Linked DNA regions of Mus musculus: regions 1, 2, 4 and 5 are each linked to region 3. The links are chromatin loops, found by intact Hi-C in ENCODE. Cell type or tissue: left cerebral cortex. All regions are shown on one strand. Links, peaks and the distances in the headings refer to the core of each region. The heading gives the core; the rest is flanking DNA. Region 1 holds the start of Bmp1 (bone morphogenetic protein 1). Region 2 holds the start of Fam160b2 (family with sequence similarity 160, member B2). Region 3 overlaps Phyhip (phytanoyl-CoA hydroxylase interacting protein). Region 4 overlaps Lgi3 (leucine-rich repeat LGI family, member 3). Region 5 overlaps Npm2 (nucleophosmin/nucleoplasmin 2).

What was found. Peaks named below come from ENCODE experiments on the same cell type or tissue, not always from the same donor. Only the 100,000 strongest peaks of a DNase experiment are listed, where the experiment ranks them.
Region 1: it touches region 3 in a loop (4-fold over the local background); 29 of 42 quality-filtered maps call a loop at or near these places.
Region 2: it touches region 3 in a loop (3-fold over the local background); 5 of 42 quality-filtered maps call a loop at or near these places.
Region 4: a loop joins it to region 3, with 7 times the contacts of the local background. A loop is called at or near these places in 33 of 42 quality-filtered maps.
Region 5: it touches region 3 in a loop (2.9-fold over the local background); 7 of 42 quality-filtered maps call a loop at or near these places.

Annotation. Positions count from the first base shown.
Region 1 is chr14:70,517,647-70,523,669 of GRCm38, reverse strand. It overlaps Bmp1 (bone morphogenetic protein 1), which reads left to right and starts at 3,410. Exons shown (of 20, transcript NM_009755.3): 1 at 3,410-3,801. The coding sequence starts at 3,633. It overlaps Sftpc (surfactant associated protein C), which reads left to right. Exons shown (of 6, transcript NM_011359.2): 2 at 897-1,055; 3 at 1,394-1,516; 4 at 1,755-1,865; 5 at 2,198-2,353; 6 at 2,555-2,729. The coding sequence ends at 2,344. In left cerebral cortex, for the core only: a CTCF peak has its summit at 2,977; DNase peaks (open chromatin) are centred at 2,960, 3,508, 4,139 and 4,283; H3K4me3 peaks cover 2,022 bases; H3K27ac peaks cover 1,017 bases.
Region 2 is chr14:70,596,829-70,602,851 of GRCm38, reverse strand. Fam160b2 (family with sequence similarity 160, member B2) reads left to right here and starts at 3,017. Exons shown (of 17, transcript NM_194345.1): 1 at 3,017-3,110. The coding sequence starts at 3,066. Dmtn (dematin actin binding protein) reads left to right here. Exons shown (of 16, transcript NM_001252662.1): 16 at 1-668. In left cerebral cortex, for the core only: a CTCF peak has its summit at 3,256; DNase peaks (open chromatin) are centred at 2,962 and 3,474; H3K4me3 peaks cover 1,843 bases; H3K27ac peaks cover 1,808 bases.
Region 3 is chr14:70,467,211-70,473,233 of GRCm38, reverse strand. Phyhip (phytanoyl-CoA hydroxylase interacting protein) reads right to left here. Exons shown (of 5, transcript NM_145981.3): 5 at 4,410-6,023. The coding sequence ends at 5,899. Among named protein-coding and RNA genes, the nearest start is that of Phyhip, 13 kb to the right of the region's middle. In left cerebral cortex, for the core only: a CTCF peak has its summit at 2,812 (motif pointing left); DNase peaks (open chromatin) are centred at 2,805, 3,267, 3,513, 4,939 and 1 more place; H3K27ac peaks cover 2,442 bases.
Region 4 is chr14:70,535,591-70,541,613 of GRCm38, reverse strand. It overlaps Lgi3 (leucine-rich repeat LGI family, member 3), which reads right to left. Exons shown (of 8, transcript NM_145219.4): 8 at 3,290-5,397. The coding sequence ends at 4,580. Among named protein-coding and RNA genes, the nearest start is that of Reep4, 6.6 kb to the left of the region's middle. In left cerebral cortex, for the core only: a CTCF peak has its summit at 3,413 (motif pointing right); DNase peaks (open chromatin) are centred at 2,654 and 3,440; H3K27ac peaks cover 1,516 bases.
Region 5 is chr14:70,644,473-70,650,495 of GRCm38, reverse strand. Npm2 (nucleophosmin/nucleoplasmin 2) reads left to right here. Exons shown (of 9, transcript NM_181345.3): 5 at 932-1,025; 6 at 2,085-2,236; 7 at 2,411-2,451; 8 at 2,826-2,859; 9 at 2,947-3,194. The coding sequence ends at 2,991. It overlaps Gm52133 (a long non-coding RNA gene), which reads right to left and starts at 970. Exons shown (of 2, transcript XR_003951181.1): 1 at 890-970. In left cerebral cortex, for the core only: CTCF peaks have their summits at 3,263 (motif pointing right) and 4,776 (motif pointing right); DNase peaks (open chromatin) are centred at 3,266 and 4,772.

The DNA of each region.
Region 1 (6,023 bases), core at 786-4,785, 51 kb before region 3:
AGTAGCTAGAGCACTTTGCAAACGTGGAGACCTGGGTTCAGTCCCCAGTACCACATAATCCAGGCATAGAGGTGCACACTGTTTGGAAATATAAGCAAGATAATCATTCAGGGTCATCCTTAGATATATAAGGAGTTGAAAGGCAGCCTGGGTCATAGATATGGTTTTTTTCTTTAAAAAAAAAAAAAGGATGGCTCAGTAGGTAGTGGTGCTTGCCACCAAATGTGGCGGCTCGAGTTTAATCTCTGGAATTCACATGATGAAAGGAGATGAAAGTTGTCCCTGACTTACACACACACATGTACATACACACTCACACATACTACACACATGTACACAAACATTCACACTCACACCACATACACACACTCTCACACACACCACACACATGTGCACACACACACACACACATGTACCTTCACACACATCACACACATGCACACTCAAACATACCACACACATGTATACACGCTCACACACTAAATAAGTGTAAAAAACCATGAAGCTGGCACATGGACTGGATTGAGAAGGAACAAAGGAGACCCGTGTAAAGGTATAGAGACAGGGCTACCTGGATCCTTTGAGGGAGCAAAAACTCAGGATATGTCTGGGGTGTTAGGCGTCGTGGGAAAACAGAAGAAGAGATCGGTAGCTGGCTCTCTTGGATTATTTCAAACCTAGACTTTGCTTCTAACTTTCTAAGTAGCTATGGTTTTGTTAGGGTCCAACCACCTTCCCCAAAGCCTTCCTTCCCAAAAGCCTCTGATCTCCCCAGCTCTTCCTTGCACACTCGTAGCCTAAAGAGGTACGGGATGTGTGTGTCCCCCTTGCACAGGGAGAGTAGGAGCCACCCTCTCCACTACCCACTTGTCTCTCTGCTTCCCTTGCTCTCTCAGGATTACTCGGCAGGTCCCAGGAGCCAGTTCCGCATCCCCTGCTGTCCCGTGCACCTCAAACGCCTTCTCATCGTGGTTGTGGTGGTGGTCCTCGTTGTCGTGGTGATTGTAGGGGCTCTGCTCATGGGCCTCCACATGAGTCAAAAACATACTGAGATGGTGAGTGGGCCTGGGTTGGGCAAAGAGGCACAGCAGACAGGGGGTTGGGGGAGATTATGGGGGGATGGGCAGCTGTTCGGGAGGAAGAGAAGGGAGTGGACAGGTATGAGCACATCTTGGGTGACACAAACAGAGACGAGGTAGCCATCCTGCCTAGATCCTCTCCCCCAGGCCCCGGCCTAGTGTGATAACCATCGATTGCTCTGACACCTCTTACGTTTAGCCTTCCTGAGATCTCAGGAAAGCGTTTGAATAGAGGATTCTGAGTAGATATGGGTACCGAAAGGCTGAGGGAAGAAAGAGAAATACCAGGCAGCATTCCAACACCCTTCCCCTAGGTCCTTGAGATGAGCATCGGAGCACCGGAAACTCAGAAACGCCTAGCCCCGAGTGAGCGAGCAGACACCATCGCTACCTTTTCCATCGGCTCCACTGGCATCGTTGTGTATGACTACCAGCGGGTGAGGATGCCGGAGGGACCACCGGGACTTTATTGGAACTAGCCAGTTGTAGCATTTCTAGAGGTCTCTCCCCATTCTGTGCCTGGCTACCTCACCTCAGATGCTCGAACCACTGACGCAAGTGCGCCCCTCCACCCTCTGAAGACAATCTAAAGGAAGTTGGTTGGCTGAGAACTAGGGTTGGGGAGGAAGCAAGGCAAGGGGACCTTGTGAATGACCTCCAGGGTTTTATACCTAGCTCCTGACGGCCTATAAGCCAGCTCCAGGAACCTACTGCTACATCATGAAGATGGCTCCAGAGAGCATCCCTAGTCTTGAGGCTTTCGCTAGAAAACTCCAGAACTTCCAGGTGGGTATGTTAGGGAGGGAGGGAGCAGTCTCCCTCTGAGGGTTGAGTAGAGGGACATGTGAAAGGATGACTAGCGTACCCTGTGTAGTATTGATGTTTCTGGATCAGACATGTTCTCCTCTCTCCATGGACCTGTGTCCTGCCATCCCTACCAGCTCTCAGGTGGCCCTGCTAAGTTGTTGGCCTTGGCTGAGCTTAGACATGACCTATGGGCTTCTACATCCAACCCAGTCCCTCTCTGAATTTGTGAGGAAACTGATCCTCGAGAATTACCAACTTAGTGTCCCACACTAAATAAAGCAGGTGACATTGAAAGTAGGTGTTCTTTCCAGGCCAAGCCCTCCACACCCACCTCTAAGCTGGGCCAGGAGGAAGGGCATGATACTGGTTCCGAGTCCGATTCTTCCGGGAGAGACCTGGCTTTCCTAGGCCTTGCTGTGAGCACCCTGTGTGGAGAGCTACCACTCTACTATATCTAGCATCCACAGGTGAGCAACAGTACCTTTCAGGGTGCCTGGGCAACACTGGCAGGGCTTGGGCTGCCTGCTTTGTCAGGGGACCTACTAGGTATCTCTTAAAGTCAGTGGTCTCGGGAGCTCGGAGGATGGAGGGTTCCCAGACACATCCCACACTGGACCCAAGCGGGTGGCTTCTTCAGTCCCCATAAGCATTAGTTCTTTGCTTCACAGGGTCGGTAGAAACCGCAGCGGGACAGGAAAGACCCTCCGCAAAGGGTCTTTGTCAGACAAGCAGGAAGCTGCTCCTGCCCAGAAACCGGTGGAAGTCTGTAAAGGAAAGGTGTCTCTCCTACGGGCCAGGGGGATCCTATCACAAAAGAATAAAGCAGCCTGATTGGAAAACAAAGAGTGGCGCTTCTTTTCTTTCACATTTTCTCAGCTCGGCTTCTAGCAGAAGCCGTCCTAGGAAGGAGAGGGTTTGGAGAGTTGGGGCGCTTTGCCACGTCCTTTCTAAGAGTGATGGAGGTTTGGTCCTACCCCAGGTAATGGGGAACAGAGCAAAAGGCAGGGACAGAGGACGGGACCTGGGTGCCATACACGGGTGTTAGGCGCCCTCCAGCGGTGTGTCCACAAGGAAGGACAGCGACAGAGACAGGCAGGGAGACAGCTAGACAGAGAGACAGTGAGAAGCGAGAGAGCCGAGATCTAAGACAGACAGACTCTGGAGTCTCTGGGAGAGAACGATCGATCGCTGATCCAGTGTCTAAGAGGAAGGAACGGACCTGACAGCGTGTCCCGTGCCCGGAGGCACTCCGCCTGGTACAGGACAGCGGCCTGTAGGGGGCCCCTCGCGGAGCGGTGCCTCCGGGCATCCCTGGCCCGCGCCCCCTCCCCGGCCCCTGCCCCAGTCCCAGGCAGCGGATTCCCCTCCGGGGCGGGCGGTGCTACTCTCGTCCTCCCCGCCCGGCTGGCGTGCTTCCCGGCCCGGCCGAGCACGGTCCCGGCCCCGAGGGGGGCTGAGCTGGGCGAAAACCCGCCCTCCAGCGAGCTCATTTCCCTAAAAGGGGGGGTGGGGTGGGGAGTGGGAGGGCGGCGAGAAAAGAAAGGGAGCGACCGAGAGGAGGGCGAGGGGACGCCGGAGCCCAGGGCCGGAGAGAGCCGGGCCGAGCGGGGGGCGGGAGACAGGAAACGGGACGGGAAGAGGTGGCCTCGGGGGGAGAGCGCCTCCCCTTCGCCTTCAGCGCTCCCTTCCCCGTCGCCCCGCTCCCGCGTCCGGGCGCGACCGCCACCGCCACCGCCGCCCGCCAGCATGCCCGGCGTGGCCCGCCCGCCGCTGCCGCTGCTGTCGCTGCCGCTGCTACTGCTGCTGCTGCTGCTCCCGCGCGCCGGCCGGCCGCTGGACTTGGCCGACTACACCTACGACCTGGGCGAGGAGGACGCCCCGGAGCTCCTCAACTACAAAGACCCTTGCAAGGCGGGTGAGCGACCCCCGGCTCCCCCAGGGCGCACGGAAGCCGGGCGTGGGCAGGCTGGGATCGAGGCTCCCGGCCGGGCAGGGGTTGGGGTTGGGGTTGTAGTTGGGGTTGGGGGAGGACAGTCCAGTGTGGGAAGCTGGGAGCTGCTTGGTTGGCAATGCAGTGGGGGAACAAAAGACCGAGGGAGAAAGGGAGGGGGAAGTTTGGGGGACTTTTAGGACTGAAGTTTTGCTGCTGTTTGTGGAAACTGCTGCGGCTGCCGTTCGCCTTCACAGAGGAATCCTGGGGAAACCTCCCTCGGTCCCAGCGAATCCCGCTGGCAAGGAGGCTTTTTCTCCACCGGGAAACTTTACTGGCCAAACTGTGTGTGTGTGTGTGTGTGTGTGTGTGTGTGTGTGTGTGTCCGTCCGTCCGTCCGTCCGTGTCCCTTCTCCCCTATCCCTCCTGCTTTGTGGAATACTGGTGTTTGCCTGCTTGTCTGTTTGCCATAGTGCCGCACAGCACATCTGTCTGGTTTGATGCCCAGAAAGAAGGCCTGCAGCTCCAAAGGGATAGATTTTCCCGGCTTCTCAGCCCAGTGGAAGGAGAAAGTTTTTCAGGAGGTTCTATGGAATACTTCTTCATAGGCAATCCTATGAATCTAGCCAGCAGCAGGAGCTCTCTGAACACTCAAGAGACAGCTGTCAAAGTCAGAGAAATTGGCGGCAGGGGTGGGGGCTTGGGGGGCACAGGGGGACTTACCTGTGCCTTTGTGTGCCAGGAGAGCTTTGCCAGAGCTCAGTTAGGTTAGCAAATGAGTCTCACAAAGAGGTCTCAGATATTCTACATCAGCTCTCTCGCCCTACAGACACCTGAGGCTAATTAGTCAAGTCAGGGCTTCTAGTGTGTGTGTGTGTGTGTGTGTGTGTGTGTGTGTGTGTGTGTGTGTGTGTGATCTTTGTTCATGAGGACTCTCCTGCTGTGATTCCCTTGGAGTGACCAGATGACCAGACACACTCAGGCCATTGGCCTAATTGATGTTCCCAAGCAGGCTGTCTGGAATACACTGGGGACAAGTTATCACAACTTTTCCTCGACTTCCCGCTTCTGACTTCAGCCTGTCTGCGAAGAGCTAGAGCCAGGGATTGGGACACAAGAAATGGACACAAAGTTTTGGGACAGGCAGCTACAATCTTGAGCACAGAGGACCTAATCAGGGACTCTCCTTGCTCCATCCACCCTTAGGTAGGATAGGGACCATTTTACAGGACAGGACAAACCAAACCCTTCAGTCTTTCCTCTTCCATGCCTGGTATGCTGTAGGCAAACCAGGACAGTAAAAGTCTCCATCACATCGTGCGTGGTAGGAGGGCAGGAGGAAGAATGAGCAAGGCATGAAATCTGAAGGACTCATTAGCCACCAGGAAGGCTGAGCACAGTCTCTGAACTTAAGTTCCTCATTAGAGAACTAGCTGGTGGGTAAGGGCTAAATCTGAGAACATATATAATTCACTTATTATTAACACACAGCAGACACTATATAAATGTTCATTTCCTGTGCTCTGTGCCTCCAGCTCTTGATCAATGTCTTTGAGAGGGTGTGGATTTGGATTTTAGAAAAAGCTAACATCTCTCTGACCCTGTACGGTGTCTCATATCCATTCAGTGATGTTCGTTTCTTGATATGTCTCAGGGCTGGGTTTGATGTTGTGGGAGGTGCAGAGAGTTGCCAGACAGATCTCGGTCCTTAAAGAGATCACGTTCTAAGCAAGTGTCCAAGAGCACACTAATGTTACACAGCATAATTCAGGAAGATTAGGGTCCCTCATCATCTCTTCGTTCCTGGTGATGGGGAGGGCAGAGCAAAGTGGTTTGAAGGTGTGTGGGAAGGTTTGTAGAGTGGAGATTTTTTGTGGAGGCACCAGGACAGGAGCACAGCCTCAAAGAATGGATAGGAAGCTATGCTCATGTTGAGAATGGGAGTGATTTTTGGGAATAGCAATAGGCTCAGGGCTCCATCCCTAGTCTCAGATTTCATGCTAGGGTGGGGCTGGCTGAGTTGGAACTTCAAGCAAGGGCTCTGGAGAAAGTTCTCTACCAGGGTGATGTGAGGCTGGTGGGGAGCTCGGCCAGGCCTGAGGTGGCTGAGAGGTCCTAGAGCCTGCCAGGGCCTAGCTTCAGGGTCAGATCAGGCCTTCTTCTTGGGTGTGACTGATGCTAGGCCCTGTGGATCATCCCTGCAGGAA
Region 2 (6,023 bases), core at 859-4,858, 130 kb before region 3:
AGACTGCTACTTGCCACCTTTCCAGGGGCTCTATGAGACAGAAAGCTATCTTTTGTAGCTAGAGAGAGCTTGACAGAGCCTCAGAAGATGACCTCAAACACACCGGCCTCCCTAGGACCCAAGGTGCCTCTGCATCAGGGAAGCCCAGCAGAAAACGTTACCAGGAGGTTACCACCTGGCTGCCAAGCACTGAGCAGAGGAAGCAGGAACGGAGACCTGGTAACTGAGGGACAAATGGTGCCTTGGTGCCTTGATGGCCTCTGACTGCCTTGGTGAAGCCTTCTGCCTGCAACCACTATGGAGCTGCGTGCCCAAGGTGGGGCTGAGTGTGCAGTTTGATTGGAAGATCAAAAAGAAGACGGGATGGGCTTGCACAGGGGAAGAGGACCAGCTGGCCCCAAAGCAAATAGATGAGAACCATTCAAAACAATGATTTTCTTACCATTGGAATGGAGTTTACAGCTGAAGACTGCCTTGAATCGCCTCCCTCTGCTTCTACCTCCTGCGTGTTGAGATGACAGGTGGACACCATTACGCCTGCTTCATTTGGGGCTAGGGAGCCAACCCAGGCTTTGTGTGTGCTAAGTAGACACTCTGCCTGAAAGACCTACATTCTCAGCTCCCGAATGAACAATGATTTTAAGTAAAGTCGGCTTATGTTTACAGCATTATCCTTGAAACAGACCTGCGAGAGCAAGGTTTGTTTGACCCAACAAACGAGAGAGCGTTTTACCTGAAACCCAAGGCTTCATAAAACCAATATGTGTGGTGTGTGTGTGTGTTGGGGGGCTGAGGGCAGTGTCCTATCTCATTTTGGGGGGAGGGCATTCAGGAGATCAAAGCCAGGGTCTTGGGCCTGCTAGGCAAGCACTCTACTGCAGAGCCAGCTACATCTCCAGCTGCCCAGCACTGGAGAGATATAGCCATTTTTCCAGGGGAAGCAGGACTGGGTTCCGCATATGTTATCAGACAACATGGACTATGTGATTATAAAGCGGACCCTGTTTACTTAGAACTCACAGCCGGGCGCTGTAGAAAGTTCACTGGTTACCAAGGGAAGCAACATATGATCAGATTGACTGGAAATGTTTGTGGTAGGACAAATTTTGACACTAAGTCCTAAAGGATTTGGAGCTCCTGAGAATTTAGATTCCTTCAAAGTGAGGCTCTTGACCCCCTAAAACAAAGCCTTAGGGAGAGTCCTTCATGCGTCCTTCTCATGACACAAAGATGTAAAACCTGGGCAACTTTATTGGTTCCCGAAGCTTTTGTTTTGGTTTTATTTACTAAACACCTCACCATTTAGAGTCAGGAGCTGAGGGCTTAGAATGCAGCACAGAGCGCTTGCTTAGCATGCATGAGCCCTGGGCTCTCTTGTTAGCAGTGGACACACCAGGCATATGCCAGATCCCAACACTAAGGAAAGGAAGATTGGGAGTCCAAGGTCAACCTCAGCTACACAGTAAGTTTGAGTCTATCCTGGTCCATATGAGACCCTGTCTTGAAAAAAGAAAACAAGAGTTGACTTTACAGTCATGAAATCAATGAACAACAAAAATATCTGATAATTAAAAAAAAAACAATGTGTCAACTCTGTTTCCTTTTCCTTTTTCATTTTCAAGACATGGTTTCTGTGTCCTAGAATTTGCTCTGTAGACCAGGCTGGCCTTGAACTAGTAGAGATCTGCCTGCTTCTACTCCCTGAGTGCTGGGATCAAAGGCATGTGACATCAAGTGCAATTTACATGTTTTTTTGTTTTTTTGTTTTTTGTTTTTGTTTTTTCGAGACAGGGTTTCTCTGTATAGCCCTGGCTGTCCTGGAACTCACTTTGTAGACCAGGCTGGCCTTGAACTCAGAAATCCGCCTGCCTCTGCCTCCCGGGTGCTGGGATTAAAGGCGTGTGCCACCATGCCCGGCCCAACTCTTGTTTTTAATGTCTCACTATGTTTCTAAGACTGGCCTGGAATTTATAGTGCAGCCCAGGTATGGTAACACAAGCCTATAATCTCCAGCCTTGGAACAAAAATAATGGTGAGTTTTAGGATATCCTGGATATTTAAGATAGATGTAAGTAATTTAATCATTTATAATTTATGTAAATACCTATATACATTTACATAATTTTTATATAATTTATGTATTATTTATCCATCTATCTATTTACTTATCTGATACTGAGGATTGAACCAAGAGCCTCATGCAGCCCTTGTTTTTTATTGTTTGCTTTGGTTTTTGTTTTAAACAGTTCGTGTCTTCAACCTCTCTCTCTCTCTCTCTCTCTCAGTGGTGTGTGTGTGTATGTGTGTGTGGTGTCAGTGTGTTGTAATTGTGTGAGTGGTATGTGTGTGTGTATGTATGCATGTATCTTTGTGTTCGGAGTGTGTGTGTCAGTGTGTGTGTGTGTGTATGTGTTTGGTACGGGATCTCACTACCTCCTTGAATTGTTGATACTACTGAGTGCTGGGATTGATTGCAGGTGTACCCCAATTGCTTTCTTTCCCTCCAGAGCGGGGGACATGAGACAGATTTTGCTGGGACTCTTCGGATCAATTCCTAATCAAACAGCAAACCTTAGAGGACATCTTTTCCAATAACGACCTTTTTTTTTTTTTTTATAAAAGTACTGAACAACAGGGTGAAATTAATATTAGCCATAACCTATTCCAATATTCCTAATCCATTACATTTAAACATGTCGTCAATTCTTCCCACTATGTCTTTGCCTTCTGGAGTGTCCTTGACACAGCTTGTCAGGGCCAGGTCATTTTAAACACTCCAGAGCCGTGTGTGTCCAGGGCTACTGTGTTGGTAGGATTGTGAGGGTGCACGAGGAATTAGAAGTCTCTGGGTGTTACTCAAAGGAATCTTAGGTCATCAGCTCCCAGGGTGCTCCCCACCGCCCTCCATCAGGACCTGCCCAGCCCTGGGCTTAGAGCGCCCCCGAGCCCTCCGGCAGGGGCGGGGTTTCAGAGCCGGGTCCCGCCTCCCGCCCGTTGGGCCGCCTCCTCCGCCACCGCTGCGCCGCCACCGGGAGCCGGGCCGCGAGCCGGGCCGGGCCGCCATCATGCTGAGCCGGCTCGGGGCACTGCTGCAGGAGGCCGTGGGGGCGGTGAGGCCGGGCCCTGGTCGGACCGGAGGGGCGGGCGCGGGCAGGGGGGCGGGCGGGTGAGGTGCGGGCCCCTTGGGCAGGGCCCCTCCCCTGGCCCCGACGCCGCTTCCGGGCTTCGTCTTCGGGTACAGTCCCGCGTCGCGGCCGCCAGGAGCGCCTAGCTCCGGGGTTCTCTCCAGACCGACCGGCTCCCTCGATCTTGCGCCTCGCTCTTCTGATCCTAAGCCCGACTCTCGTGATCCTGAGCCATGCTCCCTTGATCCTGAGTCCCGATCCCTCGATCCGGCCTCCGCACTGCTTCCTGTTGTGCTTCCTGTGTCCCACTCCCTGACCTGCGACTCGGTCCCCCGAGCCTGCGCTCCGCTCGGCTTCTTTAACGTTCCCTGTGCCTCGAGAGCTTCCGCTAGCTTTGTAACTCTTCTCTCCCCAAAGGTTCCCTTGTCACCAGCCCTTTCTCCCAGATCTGCCCCCACGCCTCCTCCTCCGCCCGGCAGCCTTCCTTTCTCGTTCCTGACGTTCCTCCATTCCTCCTCACCTGGGATTGACAACAGCCTTCCCCTTCCTCTCTTAGCTGCCAGACAACTACTGGGAGCAGGGGTTCCCGCACTGAGTTCCCTCTTAGCATGGGAGTTGCAGCCCTGAGTGACATAAGTCCCAGGAAGAAGGTGATAGAGACCTTTGCAGGGGTGGGTGGTCGCGAGAACCCGGAAGTAGCCCTCTGCAGGCTTATCTCAAGCCACTGAGCCAGCTGACCTTGAGTTAGGGACTTCAGCCTGCCGGAGGGGCTTTGAATGGAAGAGTTGTTTCCATGCAAAGCTAGCTTGCTTGCGCTCTCTCTTTTACCTTCTCTCTCTCCTCTCTCTCCTCTCTCTCTCTCTCTCTCTCTCTCTCTCTCTCAGTTTGTGTTTAGGCCCCTTTTTTCTGGAAGTGCATGTCCCTGGTCACTTCATTCAGCAGCCTTGCAAGAAGCTATTTGAAAAGTTAATTATTTTTTTCTCATTGTATAAGAACACTGTCTAATTGATGGGTTTAGTCTATCAAATTGTGTCCTGAGAAACAATCTTAGGTCTGACGCCCCCCCCCCCCCCCCAGTCAGAACCTTCATTGTTTTTGGTGTTTGGTGTTTGTTTGTTTGAGACAGGTTGTCTCTATGTAGCCCTGTATTCTTTAACTCCCTCTGTAGACCAGGCTGGCCTCGAACTCAGAGATCCACCCGCCTCTGCCTCCCGAGTGCTGGGATGAAATCACCATGCTAGGCTGCTATTGTTCATATCAATTGGCTCAGCCTTAGGAGAACTGGTTAAAGGAGAGGGAGGCACTTCTGTAACCTCCCCTCCCCCCACTGTCCAGCTCTGCTGTGAGGAACAGGGCCTAGGGTACCCCCAAGAGGGAGTTTCCAAAATGACCTTTTCACCTTTTCTTCTCCTTCCTGTCCCAAATAAAAACAAGTGTCATCTTAGAAAGCAATCTGATACACTAATTCATCCTTCTGGACACAGCTCAATTGTCAAGGAGGGTTGGCAGTGGGGACAGCCCTAAGCGTCCTTGATGCTTACACTCTGAGTACAGAAAGCTGAAGCACCAGGGGCTGCAGATGAAGAGAGCGGAGGGACATATTTTTAGGCAGGTTACCTGCAGTGTGCAACATACAGACCATGTTCAGAAAGTGTGCTTTATGCCACATAGGAATCTCTTTTCAGCTCCATCCACTGTCTGGGGAGTTTGGTCTTCCCTCAGGTTGGAACATCCAAGTGGAATATGAACCACTCAGAGTACGGCTTTCTGCCCCTTCCGGACCCAACAGTAGAGATCCTTGTGTCTCTTTCTAAAAAATATTGCTATTGTTTAGAGGAACTTGCCTGGTAGTTTTTTTGGTCTGGTAGCTAGTAGCAGCTGCAGGTGGAGAGCTCTGCCCTGCTCTCATCTGCCCCAGGATTTGATGGCTGTCCCCTCCCCCCCCCCCCCTTCCCTGCATCTCTATGAGTAGTCTTTTTCACTGAGCCTGGCACAAAGTTTTTTGGAACTTACAGATGAAATCTAAGGCTAGATAAGACCCTTTCACAGAAGCTTTGAGGTCACCGGGGTGCTGGCCGAGGATCCAAGGACTTTCTAGGATAAGAAAGTATGGCAGGAGTGTCTTCAGGAGCTTTCAGAGAGTTGGTAAAAGCTCTCTGGGGTTGCCAGATTAAAAAAAACAGCCCTAAACTGGCCCATGGCAACATACACTTTGAATCCCAGCACTCTGGGGGTAGAGGCAGGCAGCTCTCTGAATTCAAGGCCATCCTGGCTGACAGATGGAGTTCCAGGACAGCCAGGGCTACACAGAGAAACCCTGTATCAAAAAAAAAAAAAAAAAAACAAGAAAACAAACAAATGAAAAAACCCGCAGCCCTGCCCTCTGGAAGCGCACAGTCTATCAGAGCCTGAATAACTGTGGCAAATGGATATGATGAGTTGGGTTGCTCCTTTAGGGTGAAGTATCTTATTATTACAGTTGTTTAGTGTGGATGGGGGGAGGGGTGTGCCACAGCATGCATGTGGAGGTCAGAGATCCTGGGTCTGAGGTCAGAGGACACCTTACCAGCCTGGGATGAAGTATCTTGAAGGACTGTGGGTAATGCCTTTCTGGAAGAGTCACTGACCCTAAGCTAATCTTTCTAGTTTTGAGACAGGATCCCTCTTTGTAGTTCTTGATATCCTGTAGTTTGTTTTGTAGGCCAGACTAGCCTTGAATTCATAGAGATCTTCCTGCCTCTGCCCTCTGACCACTAGGATTAAAGGTTTGCTGTCACCACACATGATGACAATTACTTTTGAAAGAGGAGCCTACTGTCTGCAAGGAGGGTGGGGAGAGTTTCAAAGTCTCTGACTTAGTTGTTCCTTACTCCACTGTTGCCATGGCCACCTAAACGT
Region 3 (6,023 bases), core at 1,298-5,297:
GTGTTCTTCTACTCTGGGGGTGGGGGAAGGGATGGGCGCGGGTTCTCATGAATAACAACAATAGCATGGCTAGAGGCAGATGACTTCCCAGGCACGTGTCCTAAGACTCCAGCACCCAAGAAGACTAGTGTTCCTCTGAGGACTCCAGCGTGAGCCTCCAGACCTTTTCTGGACCCATCAGAGACTGCCAGTGGGGCTATCATATCTCAGTTCCGGGAAATGACCAACAGGGGATGTTGTACCAATAGTAGAAGGTGCAGAGCATCATGGAGACCTACCTAGCTTCTGTGTAGGACCAGAGCCACACAGTATGGGTTCCCAATCAAGTGTGTGGAGTAGATATGAAATAAAGAGCACAGAGTAGGTCCTTGGAGCTGGTTCAAGGGTCTCTGTCACTGTTGCCGTCTGGCAATGGTAGCCCAAAGCATGGGTGAGGAGCATACAGTGATGGTGAGGGAGGAGAAGGAGGAAGAGGAGAGGGAAGAGGGGGAGCAGAAGGAGGAGCAGGAGGAGGAGTGGGGAGAGGAGGAAGAGGAGGACTTTAAGGACACTATACCAGAGTAAGAAGATGGTAGAGAAGGATGCAGGGCAGTGTTTTCCTCCTTAGGGAACTATTCCAAGCTGACTGCAGGATGTGGAAACTTTTGTTTAAAAAAATAAGTTAGGGTTTTTTTTTTTAAAGATTTATTTATTTTATGCATATGAGTACACTGCAGCTATCTTCAGACACACCAGAAGATAGCATCAGTTCCCATTACAGATGGTTGGGAGCTACCATGTGATTGGTGGGAATTGAACTCAGGACCTCTGCAAGAGCAGTCAGTGCTCTTAACTGAAGCCATTTCTCCAGCCCCATAGAAATGTTTTTTTAGGAGTTGAGTAAATCATGGTGCTCCCCAGGACCAGCCCACCATCACCCATAAATACCTAAAATCCCAACTAGGTCAACTCCAGTGCAATACCTGTGATGCCACGGCCGAGGAAGGCCCAGTGGCTCCTTTACTGTCTCCACGAGTGTCCCAACGACCTACATACCCAGCTATGGAAAAGCCAGGAAGGAGCTCCACCACACCTTCAGTCCCAGAGTCAGGAGGAGAGAAGTCAGCCACAGAGCCTCCCAACTGTGCTGTCTGGGAGCCCCAGCAATCCTTGGCAGTGAGGCCAACACACCCTAAAGAAGATTACCTCTGTGACACTGACCCACTTCTGGAAGTAGAAAGGTCCCAAGCTTCAACACCACCAGCACATTGTTGGACCCTAGTTCTATTTCTGGGTGCTGTGTAATGTTGGGTGATGACTCGTTTAGCCTCTCTGAGACTGGGTCGTGTCATGCCATCATGCTAATGGCAGGAACACCTGAAGTGGTAATGGAGAAGGAAGGAAGAGCTCTCTGAAGACAGCCTGTCACCCTGTCTGGCCAATAGCAGGCTCTTAATGATCAGGCTTTATCTGGCAAGTAGCTCCTCATTCGCCCTGCTCTCTATTCTTGCTCTGAATACACACCTCTGGGTGCACTGGTTTCTGCCAGGGTGGGAGGATACCTACCACTTGCTACCCTGTAGCAAGGAGGTGCCTGTGGGGCAGCAAGGACATATTTCTAGCCAGCTGGTAGCCTTTCTGGGTACCTCCCAAGTTCCACCCTGTGCCTGATTGTCCCTACGCGCAAAGCAGATTCTGGAATCTGTGAAAAGTTTGGCTGCTCCAGTTTGCAAAAACAGTGGCGCCTGCCTTGGAGAAATGGGGGGAAGAGGGCAGCCAGGTGTTCTCCCCAGAGTGACACGCGCTACCCCACTGCTCCCCCCACACACACACAACCCATCCTCCTCCTGACCAGAACACTGTTCCTGCCTGCCGCTCTCCCTGCCCCCAATCCTGGAACATCTGGTTCCAATCTTCTCCAGATGCTGTGGCCACACTTATATGGGCAATCACCTCAGCTCAGCTTCCTAAATCAGGCCTTCCTGCATTTCAGGGTATAGTCCCTCTTTGTCCCTTTCCTTGGGACCTCCAGCTACCTCTTTACCTAACATCAGAGAAGCTACAAACAGAAGGCAGAGGAAATCCTGAAGCCCTTGAAACCGGCCTTCTGTCCCTCTGCTTTAACAGACAGAACTCTTTTCCACCGAGAACTGAAAGTATAGATACTGGCCAGGCAGGAAAGAGGAGGTAGGGAAGTTGGGCGCACAGCAGTGCAGAGAATGTGGGGATCATATTGCTTTGGAGGGAAAGGAGTATGGCCACGTGTGTGTGCCTGCACAATGGGAACAGCTACCTACATCCCTGAGATTAGCCTTTAGTTCCCTTTATAATCAGCGCTGGAGACAAACTCAGGTCCCTCAGCTGCAGTCCACCTTGGGCCTTACCTTGAGTTTCCTATGCTTCTTCCAAGGACATCCCAAGGAAGGTGTGTATGTTCCTAGATGGTGTGTATGTAGTATGCATCCCCTTCTCCTGGGTCTGTTTAGACCCTAAGCTAGAAAGAAAGCCAGTGCAGACTGTAGTGGGTCCTCTGACACTTTCTTCTCTGCTGGTACTGAGTGGCCAGCCATCCAGATGGAGAAAGAAGCAGGCTTACTTCTGTTCTCCACCCTTGTCCCCTGGAATAAGGACTGAAAGCCAGTCCCTTTTTCCAAGAGACCCAGAAGGGCGTTCAAACGGAAGACAGAAGCCCACCCTTCTTAAGGACTCTGAGAATCCACACTGTCCAGAGGCAAAAGAATCCATTCCCCATCCTTCAATCCTGAGCTCACGCTACCCACGCCTTTAAAATAAGCCTCTGTGACATTTGTGACTCTATAGCGCCCCCTGGCGTCATTCTGGGTTAGCTGAAAGAGCAGGCGAAAGGGCCACTACGTGGGAGATTAGGACCTGCCTGGTTCTAACTGTCTCATAAACTGACACACTCTAAAGGAGGCAGCCAACAGGGGTTGATGAATGTAAGATCCCAGTTTCTGAATTGGCACAGTCACGTACAAGCCTCTAAGTTTTGTGCCTCAGTTTCTTATTTGTGAGGTCGGCATAATACCGGGTCATGTAGACAAGCCCAGTTGCTGTGTGGAAGGAGCAACACGTTTGCCAGCCCAGGCTCTCAGCTGAGGTGAACTGCCCTTCAGTTTTTCTTTATCTCAAGGTGGCCATGCCCCATGACACATGTAAACCTGGCCCTGACTCAGGCGGTGTTGGTAAGGTGCCTCTGACAGTTCTGGAACATTTCCACTGCAGCCGAGAACCATTTTAATAAGCCTATAATAATAGGCACAGAGGTGACTCAGATCTGCAACCGAGGAGTCCTGCCAGGGAGGAGGGGACACAGAGCTCTTGGGAGAGGGAAATTCAGTGGCACCTGGGTCTGAGTGGTGGCAGGCTGGGACTGCAGAGAGGACTCCATCAGGGGCCCAGGGGTTTTAGGCACACTCCCCTAAGAGGCCTCCCTAGATATCTCCCCGCACTATCTGGGAAGTACAAGGTGAGACCACATGATCTCCAGTCTCTTCCACGGGTAAAGCTGTGCCCCTGTATTCTCAGCTCTGCCACCCACTGTAAGGATGCTATCGGGTTTGCTATTGGGGCATGCCCATGTGGCTTCAGGTGGCATCCCCATGTGAGCTCTCTGGTGAACAGAGCAACTCAGCCACTCCATCCACTTCTCAGGCTCAGAGACACTGCTGCGATTGCCCTGCGTATGCCCCGAACCCAAAGCTCAGGTCAAAACTCAACGTCCATGGTGATGGGTTCAGGAGGCTTTGCCTTCCTTAAGGGTGGGGCCTTGTGAATGAGACTAGTGCCCTTACGAAAGAAGCTGGGTGCTTGGGGGTGGGGGTGGAGGTGGGGGGAGGGTAGGCTGAGATGTGGCTCAGCAGAGTGCTTGTCTAGTATGCAAAAATCCCTGGGTTCAGTCTCAGCTTCTTATAAACCAGATGTGGCGGCACATGCCTGGAACCCCAGCACTGTGGGGGCAGAAAAAGTACAAGTGCATCTCACATAGGGAGTTGGACACTAACTTGGTTAGAAACCCTATCTTTTAAAAAGAGGGCCTGCTGGAGAGATGGCTCAGCATTTAAGGTCACTGGGTCCTAAGGACCCAGGTTCAAATCCCAGCACTTACATGGTGGTTTACAGTCCTCAGGCCCTTCTTTTGGCCAGGTACCAGGCATGGACACAGTATACTGACGTGTCCATAAAATGAAAAACGAAATTTAAGGCTAGGGAAACCCCTTCCATCCTAGTGGGGGTGTAGGGCACACAGAAATGAGGCAAAGATGGCTGTCTATGATCAGAAAGCAGGATCTTCCAGGACATCACATCTGAAGACACCTAGGTTTTAGAATTCTCAGTTTCTAGAATGGTGAGAGTTTGCAGGTCTGTGACATTTCATTGTAGCCGCCTAAATGGACCAAGACAGACGGAGCCCTTGGGCCATTGTGGTTTATTGATGCTCATGGCAAGCACAGCACAGAAGGGTGTGCCCCACCCAGGGACAGAAGACAAGGCAGCAGGCCACGACCACAACAATGCTGTCAGCAGAGGGGAAGGGCCTTGGGTGGGTGGGTGGGGGGTGTCAAATCCTCTTCTCTACATAGTTCCCAGGATCCCAGATCTCTTGGCCCATCCCATGAGGTACCTGACTGTCTACCAGCACTGTCTCTGGTAGCCAGCCATTCACCGGTCCCTCAGAGGTGTGGCCCTGTGGGTCTGCCAGCTCCTCTGTCCTTCACAGAAGTCCAGCTGCCTGTGTATCATCTCTGTCACCTCGGAAAATGTTACTATGACAATCCCTCCCTCTAATCTGTCTCTACCTGCTTGTCTTGTCTCAGGGAGTCCACCCTCCCCGCCCTCCTGATCCAGACAACAGCAAGAACAAGATGAAAACACAGGGAGCTGGGGGGGAGGCGGGGAATTCATCAGGAACTCCCCAGGGGATTAGCCCAGAGAGCAAGGGATGGTGTGATAGAGAGCCAAAGATCTGGCTCACATGGCACAGAACAGTCATGACTCTCAGGCAGAGCGGGTGGGTGAGCGGGTGAGCGAGCAAAGTGCACAGCTGGGCAGGGTGCCAGGGCCCTGTGGGTCACACTCAGTTCTCTCGCTCTGTCAGACCCATCAAGACATGAGGTTACCCGCTTCAGGCTGAGGAACAGGTCTCAGGGGTCTCCTTCCCCCTCCTCGACCCCAGCAGCTGTTTTGTGCCTACCTGGGTGCTCTCTGAGCGAGAGAGATTTGCTGAGGAATGTATAGAAGAAAGGAAAATCTCAAGAAACCAGAGCGAGCCCTCCAAACTAGAAAACGAGAGAGGGTACTTTTCCAGAGAGTGGGAGGGCATCTCAAGTGGGTCAACGACAGTGACAGGAGGGATGGACGGTTCTCCCATGCGGGAATTGGGCTCTGGGGGGATCAGGGGCAGCCAGGGCAAGACAGCAGTGCAGGAGGTTATTTATAGAGAGAGGAGCCTGGCACTGGCACGGAGGAGGCAAAGCCCTCAGGCCCAGCTGAGTGAGAAGGGGGCTGTCTGGGGTAGCCCTGAGTGGGGTGGGTGGGGCTAGGAAGGAGGTACCCCACAGCTTTCTGCATCTATATGGAGGCCAGGCTATACATGGGCATTGGCCCGAGAGGCAGGGAGGACTCTGGGAGATGCCCGAGGACTCAGGGAGGCCTGCTTGAGGTCAAAAACCAGAAGAGGGAAACAGGAAAGGAGGTTATCACCTGCTGAGAAGCCCCCCCATCTCCAGGTCCACCAGGCCCGGACTGTGCCATGCTAAGACCTTCCGTTGTCTCCAACGTAGGGAGGAGGGGGTAGTGGACAAAGTGGAGGGAGCAGGGAGAGGGGAGAGAAAGCCAGGTCCCCAAACCTAAGCCACACATCACGTCCCACCCTCCTGCCCTCCGGCTCCCCAGGAGTCCCTAGCGGCCCACGCTGATGTTGCAGGTCTTGCAGCTGGGATCTTTCTTGGCGTCAGCAGTGGACAGGCTCATGAGCTGGTGCCCGCTGATCTCTCCCAGGGTGCCCAGGGACAGGTCGACAGGCT
Region 4 (6,023 bases), core at 1,056-5,055, 69 kb before region 3:
ATCTGTCTCCACTCCTCAGGTGCTGGGATTACCCAGATGTGCCTCCATGCTTGGTTTTTACCCAGATGTTAGGGATCAAAGCTCAGATCCTTGAGTTTCTGCAACAGGCACTTTACCCACTAGGCCATCTCCCCAAGCCAACTGAAGCCTTGTTTTAAGCTGGGTGTGGTGGCCCCCACCTGTAATCCAAGCATTTAGGAGGCTGAGGCAGGAAGATTTGATTGCAAGGGTGACCTGGGGGAAGGGAGGGGAAAGGATCTTCCTGTTTTCATTCACTGGAAAGAGCTCTGTGCCCACTCTGAACTCTCTCGCAGCTGCTGGGACTGTCTCACCCACACAAGGCTCCTTCCTGGTCCCGATGATTGTGCTTGGGAAAGTTAAAGGACAAAAAGTCAGAGGTCTGATGCTGGGAGCTGGGTTCCTCACGGGGGAGCAGGACGCTGGCAGCCAAGTGTCACCCTCCTAGGCTCTGGCAGAGGAAGTAGACTCTGGCTCTTGTAGCCTTTGGCCCTGAACTGTTGACACAGTCATCCAGTGACCCAGAGTTGCTAAGCAGCTCCCTGGACTCATGGCTGACACCCTCAGGCAGGTGACCAGGCAGCCACGGCACAGAAAGCTTGGCATTCAAGGTCTGATGGAGGGAATGTCTCTCCACTGAAGGGAGTGACTTGTTAGGATCAATGTTTATCTTGCAACTGGGCAACAGAAGGCCAAGGTGTCTGGGAGACTAAAGCCAGCTCCCTTGGCAACCTCAGTGGGGTATGGCTGGGGATGTAGCTGTGTTGGTATAACACTTGCCTGATATATAAAGTCCGGAGCTCAGTACCCAGCAGCACAGAAAAGCGGCGTGGTTGTATACAGTTGTAATCTCAGCATTTGGAAACTTGGAGGCAAGAGTCAGAAGTTCAAAGTTCCTTGTCTACACAGTGAGCTTAAGGCCAGCCTGGGCTACATGAGATCATCTCAGAAGGAAGGAATGAAGGAAGAAAGGCAACCGTGGATAGAGGTAGAGAGGATTCAAGGGGCTCTTCTCTGCCACATGCACTTGAATGTGATTTGAGCAGAAACCTAGACCTGTCCCTTACTACAAGCTGTAGCCAGGGACAGTGGGGGAGGACTGGGTGCCTGAAGCCACAGATGGGAGTTGGGGGGGGGGGAACTCTGAGACTGCAGGTGGTGGAGGAACCCTCACTGCCAGAGAGCAACTGTCACTGAGGAGTGCCTGTCTCTCGCTCTCATGAACTCCCAGCTTGGAGTCACTCCATCTCAAATACAATCCTGCAGACCAGCATAGCTCATATGTGCCAGGCACAGTCTTCAAGAGGACCGACATACATCTGTGTTCAATGCACTTAGATCTCACGAAGGACGATAAGGCGGGCCCGATATGCACCAGCCTATCCCATGATAGATGAGCCTGCTGCTTGGGCATCATTAGACCCACTTTGCAGATAAGGAGACTGAGACACATACAGGCGAAGTAAGTATCTGAAAGCCATCCACTGCTTTTCCTCAGCAAGTGAAGTGAATCCCCATACTCTACAAAATGCGTTAGCTAATCTGCTTTGTAGGATTTGAGGTTCAGAAAAACTAGTTGGCATCAAGCAAAGTAATCCAGCTGACATCTGGACATGTGCGGTCCAGACTGGAGCTCAGAGCATGGGGTTAAGACATGTTCTGGGGTTCTCAGACCTGTTCTTCTTCTCTTGTGGTAGATCAGTGATATGGGATGCACACGGACATTGTTTGAATGGGAATTAAAACAGTGGTGCTAGCGATTAGGAATGGCCTCCACAGGCTCCTCTCATATGCTAGGGCCCTCAAAGAATGGCACTACTTGAGAAGGACTAAGAGGTGTGGCCTTATTGGAGTAGGTGTGTCCTTAGTAGAGAAAGTGTGTCCACTGGGGAGTGGGCTTTGAGGTTTCAAAAGCCCAAACCAGGCCCAGGTCACTCTCTCTTCCTGCTGCCTGCAGATCAGTACCCCGTCTTTCTGTGTGCCACCATCCTTCCCACCATACTGACAATGGACTAAGCCTCTGACACCATAAACAAGCCCCAACTAGATATTTCCTTTTATAAGACTCACCACGGCCATGGTGTTTCTTTACAGCAATAGAAACCCTAAGACAGACATATATATGACCAGCGAGAAATGAAAGGGACCCTGGGGAACAGGTGAGGAACAGTAGAAGGGAAGAGACCTGTGTGTGTATGTGCAGGGGGTACACATGCCAGCACCCCCTCCTGGGGTTGTCACATCTACCATTTCTGTCCCTTTCCCCGTTTCTTCTCATGTAAGATGGCAATGGGTTCCCAATTTTTTCAAGTCTGGGGGTGGAAAGAATGACAAGGAAAGAGACCACACAGCTGAGCGTGGCAGTTTTGCAACATGGTGCTATCACCAGGGTTCCCTAGTGACCCTGGTCACTGCTTCAGCCCGAGCCCTGTCTGATGATCTTCCCCTCCCCTTCCTTTTGTCCCAGGCTCTTCCTGGAGTCTCAGGGATGGACAGAATGGAAACAAGCAGGAGAGGGACCAGTGCCGCTGTGTCTGTTGGCACCTGGTCCTGAAGAGCTTTATGTCAGGCACAAAGCCATGGATTTGTTTTGAGAAGAGCTCGGAGCCAAAGCGGGCTCCTGGGTAGCAGATGACATAATGGAGAGATGTTTCAGGAAGGGCAGACCAGAAGGATCTGAGAAGTAGGCCGGCGGGAGGGATCTAGAAACCATAGCAATGAGGACAGGCTTGGATGAAGGTTGTAGTGCGGCAAGGGGGCAGGGGAAGGATGCTCATTTGGAAACCCTCAGAGATAAAGAGTGGGGAATTGGTGGCTGGTTAAAAACGGGGAGAAGAAGGAGCAGCATATTACCTAGCTCTCCCAGGCGCCTCACTTTGGTGGTTGTAGTAACAATGGCAGACATCTGTCCAGTGGGGAGCTCAGGGAGCGACTGGTAGATGGCCAGGGCGGCAAAGGGCTGAGCATGTCTTTGCCATGTTGCTTAGAGACATCCTGACCAAGGGACAGACCTAGGTCTTAGCAGGTCCGTGCCTATAATCTCCAGGAAGGAACAGTGGCCTGTGATTCAGTCCCAGGTGGCAGAGACTCATCACTTAGCCCAGCACCTGTGTGGCATCACCAGGAACTCCTGACCTTAGTGCCAGGTGACCTTGACAGCATCTGAGGGAAAGGAGCCAAGAGGAAGCTGGTACGGTCTCTGTGTACTGCAAGGACAGGTGACACAACCCTGTCTCTGCTCCTAGCAAAACATCTGAGGACACCTGAGAGCTAGCAGTGGGGTGGAACTTTATTCGAAGCAAAGGAATCTTAGCATTATCCCCAGGTGCATCAGGCCGCAAGAAATCCTCTCAGCCTGATCATTTCCTACTTCAGGGCTGCTGCTCCCAGAGGACAGCAGAGGGCAGCAGAGGCCTGGTTCCCAGGTGTCCCTCCCTGCCATCCTCATCCAGCCTCCACCGAGCTGTGCCTCCGGGGGGCATCTCCATGGCATGGAGGGGTGCCAGGGCGACCAACATGTTCCTGGCGCCCACACAAGTAGCTCAGGCTGTCTCAGGATTCTTGCCTTGGCTGATTTTTTTTTATATATCCAGTCAAGGAGCAATCACACTTTGGGATCCGCATCTCAAAGATAGGGTGAGAGAGGAGATGGCCCGAGCTTGAAAAAGCAATAGCTATCCAGAGAAAGCCTTCCCACCCGTGTCCCTTTGAGCTGGGACTGAGTCGTGGAAGAAAACTCTAGTGAGGAGAGCTATACTGCACTGTGAAGAACCCAGTTGCTGCTGCCTCTTGTTATTATTGCTTCTGGATGAAGTGGCTTTGTCCCCACGAGGCCATGGTCACGTTTTCTGTTGCTATCCTTATGAGCCACACAGGGGGCACACTGGGGAGAGCAGAGAAAGTGTGGGTGCTGTAGGCACCCTCCAAGAAGAGCAGCTACGGGGTATCAAGGACGCCGGTTTGCCCAGCACCTAGTCCGCTCACGTACACACCCCCAGACGTGTGCAGATACAGAATCAGAAGTGTGGTGGGGTATGCACAAGTATGCAGCTGAGTTTGTCCATCAGTGTCCACAGGTGCATGCAGAAGGAGCATGGCGTGGGCAGGCACACTTGGAAGTGTGGGCACACCTGCAGGGGGGCTGCAACTGTGGATGCCAAACAGGTACACAAGCACCTCGGGCATCCAGAGGCCAGAGAGCAGAAAGCTAAGCTGAGAAGAGAAGGCTGTGGCTCACCCCTTCCTGCACTCGCTTTGTTACTCAGACACGCTAGCAACGGAGCAGAGCAGGGAACACTGAAGATCAGGGGCTGTTGGTGCGCACATAGAGAGCCTGGACACTGGGTGCCTGGTGCATACGTAGGTGCTTATTACAGTAATGGGAATGGCTCCCCTGGGCTAGTCCCTGGTGTGTGCCCAGGCCCACTTCTTTGTGTATGTGTGTGTAGCTACATAGACAGGCTGGCCACCTGTGACTTCACTTGGGGCCACAAGTTGCTCACAGAGGTCCCCACCCATCGTACAGTGCCACCCTGAGGAACCCAAAGGACTTAGCCCCCCTCTAGGCACTAAGGTCCACCACAACATGTCGGTACACCAGTGTTTGTCCCTTGAAACTGGGGGCCAGGAGCAGCTGGGCATCTCCAGCAGGCATGTAGCAGAAGGCCCGGGGTGCCTGTACTGCCAGCTCTTGGAACCGTACAAATTTCTGTCGCCCCTCATCCCACTGGTAGATCTGGGTGAAGGAGAAGTCACTGCCCAGGGCCAGGTAGCGGTGACCACCCACCAGGAAGGGCTGTAGGGCCAGCGAGCCTCGGGAGGGAAGGGCTTGCACCTCAGAGAAACGGGTACCTTCCCAGCGCAGGATCTTGGAGTCGCCAATGTAGCGGCTAAGGCACAGGTAGCTGTCTCGGCCAGCACGAAAGTGTTTCACGGCCTGGGCATCAGGTACCTGAGTCACCTCTCCCTGAGCCACAAACTGTTTCTGAGAACGACTCCATTGATAGATGACAGGTGCTTGCGAGCTGCTAGACACAATTAACCGTGGTTTGCCCTCACCGTCCACAAACTCCAGGTCGGTGTCGCGGTGCCAGGCGTGCAGGGCCTGGTGGGAATAGAAGCCATTCTGGTGCCAACGGTAGAGGCTGGTGGCACCTGCCTTGGAGCTGTCAGCCACTGCGAAAAACCAGTCACCGTCGATGCGGAAGGCTTCCAGGTCATTGGGTTTGCGCACGCGCTGTGGGTCGATGTCCTGCAACTTGGTGAAACGTGTGGTGTTGGGGTCCCAGTGGTAAATGTATGAGCCACCAAACAGCTGGGCCACAACGACATAGAGCTGGCCATCCACCACCATCGGCTTGCAGTGCACAGCTGAAGGGGCTGCCAGGACAGAAGCACTCGGGGTTAGGCAGTGTTGGGTAACCCCACCCACCCACCCACGTGAAAGGCCAGCTTCCGAACATGCTCCGCAACTGAGATCTGCTATAGAGTTCTGCTCCCAGTGCAGTCCCACCCAGGACTCAGGGTCCATAATTAGCTTAGTTTAGTTTGTTGAGACAAGAAAGCCCGGCTGGCCTGGACCTTACAATATAGACCAGGCTGGTCTTGAACTTGCAGCGATCATCTTTCGCTGCATCCCAAGTGCTCTGGATCCCAAGTGTGAGCCACCATACCCTGGTAAGCTTTGCTTTGTTTTATTCTTTTCTTTGAGACGGTTATCACTATATAGTCAAGTCTGGTCTTGAACTCTCCAGATTCCTGCCTTCATCTCTGAAATACTGGGATTATAGGTTTGAACAATCATGAACCGAGGGGCTTTGTGCACGCTAGGCAAGCATTCTACCAACTGGGCTTTATCCCTAGCTCTCAGTATTCAATTACTTACTTAATTAAATAATTCGTTTGTTGGTTAGTTTATTTATTTATTTATTTAGAGGTGGAGTCTTTCTATTATGCAGATCTGGCTGACCTTAAACTCACAGAAACCTGCCTGTCTTGCCTCCCAA
Region 5 (6,023 bases), core at 1,361-5,360, 180 kb before region 3:
GATCAGATTCTTTCTCCTCAATCCTGTTAACATACCGTTATGTTGAGAGAAAACCATTTGAGCCTTTTAGGTTCCTTGATCATCCAAACTGAATTCTCTTTAACATGTTGCCATCTTTCTTTACCTAAGGATTCCTGGGGTTGGTGGAGGGTTGTGAACATGCATGCCACAGCATGTGGTATTCAGGAAACCGCTTCCTTGGAGAAGTTTATCTCCTCATCTTCTGTGAGGTTAGGACTGGACTCTGGCCACCAGGCCTGCTCAGCAAGCCTTTCTGCACTCAGCCATGCCACCACCTTTCTTTCCTTTCTTGCCATTGCTTGTTTCTTGTTTTATTTAGTTCTTGTTCTTTGAGACAATCTATGTAACCTATGCCAGTCTCATAGCTACAGTGATCCTCTTGACTCTGCCTCTTTCCAAATGCTGGGATACCAGTGTGCACCCCACTGACTCCCTCAGTTCTTTTTGTTTGGTTGGTTGGTTTGGGTTTTTGTTTGTTTGTTTGTTTTTTGTTTTTTTCGCGACACGGTTTCTCTGTATATCCCTGGCTGTCTTGGAACTCGCTCTGTAGACCAGGCTGGCCTCGAAATCAGAAATCCGCCTGCCTCTGCCTCCCGAGTGCTGGGATTAAAGGCGTGCACCACCACACCCGGCTGACTCCCTCCATTCTTAATAGTGAGAAGCAGAAAATCGACTTATTCACTGTGCTCACATGGAGAAGGGGGACATTTGCTTATGTGTTTGGAGTTTTTGTTTTGTTTTGAGCCAGTGTGTCTCTTGTGTCACCCAGAATAGCTAGAATTTACAGTCCTCCTGCCTCTGGTTCCTCAATGCTGGAATTTTGCAGCATTGTATGACCAGCACCCACCAGGGGACCAGTCTGAGTTACCTGTGTCTTCTATGTTGCCCTGATGTCTTCTTCCCATTGCAGGTCACTGTGTCAGGTATAGAGCTTTCTCCTCCAGTAACTTTTCGGCTCAGGACTGGCTCAGGACCTGTGTTCCTCAGTGGCCTGGAATGTTATGGTAAGTTGTAGCCTAAGTACCTGAGGCCTCAAGAGATTCTTGACTTTCTGTACAGACCCTCCAAAGTAAATGATTGCCAGTGGCCTGAACTAAACGGCTGTGCCAAGGGCTGTCGTCCCAGCTCTTCTAGCCCTTCCCATGCCCTGTGTGGGCCTCAGGCCTCACCTTTATCATGAGTGAGGTGGTCCTTGTTTCAGCTTCAGAAAATACTGTAGGGTAAACAGGGTCTTCCAAAGGACTCTGGAGCTGAGCCTGGAGGCACAGGCTTGTGCTCTCAGCTCAAAGAGAGCCTGGGCTGTATTCTCAAGACCCTCCACCCAAGAGGGAAGCTCTTATTCTAACTAGTATTTGGGTGTATTTCAAAGAATGGCTACTAGTAATCATGAAGCTATAGTGACAACACGGGCCACAGCAACTTACCTTTGACACCTTTAAAAGCCACTTCCCAGCCTGGCAGGTGGTGCTCCACACCTTTAGTCCCAGTACTTAGGGAGGCAGAGGCAGGTGAATCTGAGTTAGAGACCAAGCCTGGTCTACAGAATGAGTTCCAGGACAGCCATGGCTACACACACACACACACACACACACACACACACACACACACAAATCTGTCTCAAAACACAGAAAAGATCCTCCTCACATTAGACCTTGCCTCTGAACAGGTTCCACTACCTCAGCATGGCACACTAGGAACCAAGTTTCCAGTACATCAACCTTTGAGGGCCAAGCCACCCTGTAGTCCCATCTAGCTCTCCTTCCCTGCTCATCCACCTTCAGCCTTGGCCCAGCCAATTCTAAATACACAGCCATCTCCTGCCTGCCCTCCTTCACCCAACATCTGGGGAACTCTCCTGCCCCTTGCTTCACCCTGGCCTCTACTTTTCAGGGAGGGAGAGAACAGATATGTCCTACTGCAGAAGGTGAACCCTCTCAACCCAGCGCTTGCCTGGGAATAAAGTCAGAGCCACAAGAGGCCTGGATTGGGAGGTGGGTGTTGAGCCTTGAGGTCAGATGCTCTGGTTTTCCCCACCGTGCGCCACTCCTGCCTACCCATTCCAGAGACTTCGGACCTGACCTGGGAAGATGACGAGGAAGAGGAGGAAGAGGAGGAGGAAGAGGATGAAGATGAGGATGCAGATATATCGCTAGAGGAGATACCTGTCAAACAAGTCAAAAGGGTGGCTCCCCAGAAGCAGATGAGCATAGCAAAGGTGGGGGGAAAGAATGAGGTACCCGAGCTGGGCCTCCCGTGTTGGGCACCTGGGACAAGCCAAGACCTCCACCACGGGAGCTCTGCACCTCTCAACTGGGACTGCCCAGCACTCAGTGTTCTGGCTTGGGGTCTTGGATTAGCTTTCCAAATAACACTTGGTTTTTGTTCCCAGAAAAAGAAGGTGGAAAAAGAAGAGGATGAAACAGTAGTGAGGTAATTCATGCAGTTAAATCCCCACCGCACTAGCACTCAGCACCGAACCCGAGGCTTCTGGCATGTTAGCAAACAGGGTACCACTTGAGCTGCAGCCCCAGACTTTGTTTGCTTGGTTTGGTTGGTGGTTTTGTTTGATTTTGAGAAACAGGGTTATCAGTAAGTTGCCCAGGCTGGCCTCGAACTACTGTATAGCCCTGGCAGGTCATAGACTGGTTATTCTCCTGCTTCAACCTCCCTAGTAACTGGGATTTCAGGCCTGCGCACCAGGCCCAGTTGAAACAGCAAAAGCTCTTCCTGTGAGATAGCCAGTCCCGGGAAGCTAAGGCATGAAGCTGCACTCTCTTGCCCACTCTGTCCCTATTCCTTTCCAGGCCCAGCCCTCAGGACAAGAGTCCCTGGAAGAAGGTGAGCAATAAGAAATTGGGGCTGGCCCTGGGGAAGGCTGCCTGGCCAAGGAGGGTTGGTAGACTCTTCAGTCTCTTATCTGCACAGGAGAAATCTACACCCAGAGCAAAGAAGCCAGTGACCAAGAAATGACCTCATCTTAGCATCTTCTGCGTCCAAGGCAGGATGTCCAGCAGCTGTGCTCTGGTGCAGGTGTCCAGCCCCACCACCCTAGTCTGAATGTAATAAGGTGGTGTGGCTGTAACCCTGTAACCCAGCCCTCCAGTTTCCGGAGGCTCTTGGTGAAGAGCCCCCAGCAAGCTCGCCTAGGGCCACAATAAAATTTGCATGATCAGAACCTCCCTCTGCCTCCCCCTCCCTGGATGGGTCTCCTCGCTGCTGCGATAGCTCATGTGCCCAGCAGAGGGCAACCACGAGCAAGAAACCAGCCCCATGTTGCTTTTCCTAGGTTTCCACCCCAGGATTGAGGGAAGGCCTAGTGGGCTAGCCTCAGCCACGGTTTCAGTGAGCTGGGGCTGAGGAGGCTATTTTTCTTTGAGGCAGGCAAGGTTGAGGTTTACAAGTGCAGAGCTCTAGAACCCAACCTGGGTCAGATCCTTCCATTTCCCTGTTCTTATCAGGCCAATGTCAAGGGTATATGGGACAGGGACAGGAGTAGGGGTGAGGGGAGAGTGTGTGGGGGCGGGAAGCGCAGCATACGCTGCCATTACAGTTATGAGATGAAGGACCATATGACACTTAACAGGACACAGGCAGTGACAGCTGGAAAACAGTGGATGACCACTGCATGGCTCTGGCTACCTGGCCTCCTCAGAATGCTGAGGGACCTTTGGAACCTGTTCACTGGGGAGTGGGCATGGTTTCATACCTGATTTGAGTAGGACACACAGTAAATCCTAGGGCAAAGGCCTGTGCTCCTGGAGGGACCGGAGCTAGGAGGCTCCTGCCTGACATTGAAGGCAGCATCCCTGTAGGCTAGGCCAGAAACAAGCGAGCAAAGACCTGCTGGTAAGCCCCGTGTATGAGCCCCGGGGGGTTATAAACAAGCTGATTCCTGGTCAGTTCCTTGGCCCTTGGTGCAGATGATGCTCATCCAGCCTGGTCCACTGGTATCAGTCACAGTTGTATAGAAAGAGCCAAGATAACCTGCCTCCATGCCCACTGAAGTCACCTGGATAGCCTGGTGGTAACACAAAGCCAGCACCCTGATTTCATTCCCGGCAAATGCTTTGGAGGAAGAACACCAGGGTGTTAAGAGACCTGAAGAGGGGGCTGGAGAGATGGCTCAGCAGTTAAGAGCACTGACTGCTCTTCCAGAGGTCCTGAGTTCCATCCCCAGCAACCACATGGTGGCTCACAACCATCTGTAATGGGATCTGATACCCTCTTCTGGTGTGTCTGAAGACAGAAACAGTGTACTTATATTATAAAATCTTTAAAAAACAAAAAAACAAAAAAAAAAAAACTGGGGCCGAATGTGGTGGCACACGCCTTTAATCCCAGCACTTGGGAGGCAGAAGCAGGCAAATTTCTGAGTTTGACGAGGCCAGCCTTGTCTACAGAGTGAGTTCCAGGACAGCCAGGGCTACACAGAGAAACCCTGACTCGAAAAAAAACCAAAAAACAAAAAATCTGAAAAGGCCCTGGGGAACAGGCAGCTGACATGGAGGATGGGGGGAAGCTAGAAAGACCTTTCCTGTGAGTGCATCTACTCTGGGTCAGGGTACATCTGGGTGTCCACCCAGGAGGATGGCTGTCATGGCAGCAGTAGCTACAAGCCCAGAAAATACATGCTGTCCCCAGACTGCTGCTTATACCACGATTATACTCTAAGGTTAGGTTAGCTTCATTTCTTAAAAGAGAGCAGCACAGAAGTTAACAGTCTGCACCAACGACATGGAGCAGAAGGGGGAGCCAGAGAGTCTGGCATTGGAGCCTTTGCTTTTGACCACTCTGCAGATGGAGAATTTCCTGCCAGTTTGCAGTCAGTCTTGTGAGCTGAGTGAGGGCAGGGACTAGAGAGTGCAGTCCTCAGTGAGGAAAGCCTATTCATGGTCAGGTACAGACATAGACATCTTCCCTCCTGCATCCATCCCCAGGCAAGGCTCAACGTATAGGAGCACTTAACAAATACCCCAGATCCGTCCATGAGACTGACTGCCTGCATGGATGCACAAATTTCCAGTGAGTCACATGTCAGTCTACGCTGCTAGGGGTACCCTTTGCCCTAACCCGCCTGTGTTTGCAGGAAAAGGACGGCTAGGCTGAGGCTGGTAGCACTGTTTGCAGTAGCTAGGCTGTTGGGCACAGGTGTGAGACAGCCCCAACGGGGGTGAGGGGGGGGTGGGCTTGAAGTTGGTACTCAATGGTGGGGATTAACTAGAATTTCAGTAGCCACTTCTCTCTCTTCTTAGCATCTCTAAGAGCTCTCCATAAATGTTAATAAACTCTCCCTCCCCAGCTCACCCCATCAGGGGAGAAAGTTGGCAGCAAAGTTTAGGTAAACTGAGGCTAAACCACACAGAGGGTCATTGTCCCCTCCCCCTTTCCCCTCTTTGCAGGATGAGTCCTTGTCTCAACTGACACCATAGCCATTTCAAACTCACTCCTTAGACCAGGCTGGCCTCAAACTCAGAGATCTGCCTACTTCTGTCTCTGGAGTGCTGGGATTAAAGACATGTGCCACCACAGCCTGGCTCCTTTTTCTAAAAGAGAACCTGGAGTCAGAAAACCAACTTTTCATGTCACTTAGCAAGGGATGGGGATAAGATCCAGAACCCAGTCTCTATCCCCAGCTCTCCATGCTGCCTCCCCCAGGACATAAGAGAGCAAGCCTAAAAGCCAGGACTGAACATGCCAAATAACAAGGGATGAGAAGTCAGGGGTAGCTCACACACACAGCAGGCTACCCTTGCTATCCCCGGTATCTCCCTGGTACCAGATCCTGGCTGAGCCTCAAGACCAAATTTTACTGCTGGCAACTGTTACCATGGAGACTTGGGCTGCTCTGAGGGCTAGCCAGTGAGTGACAATGGGCCCTGTCCCCAGTGACAGGAACCAGGTGCTCAGACTCAGGAGTCTTGAGCAACCTCCACTGCCTCCTGGTGAATGAGCCTCCAGAACACAAGATGTTGATGTGCCATGCCGGTCTTCTGCTTCCAGAT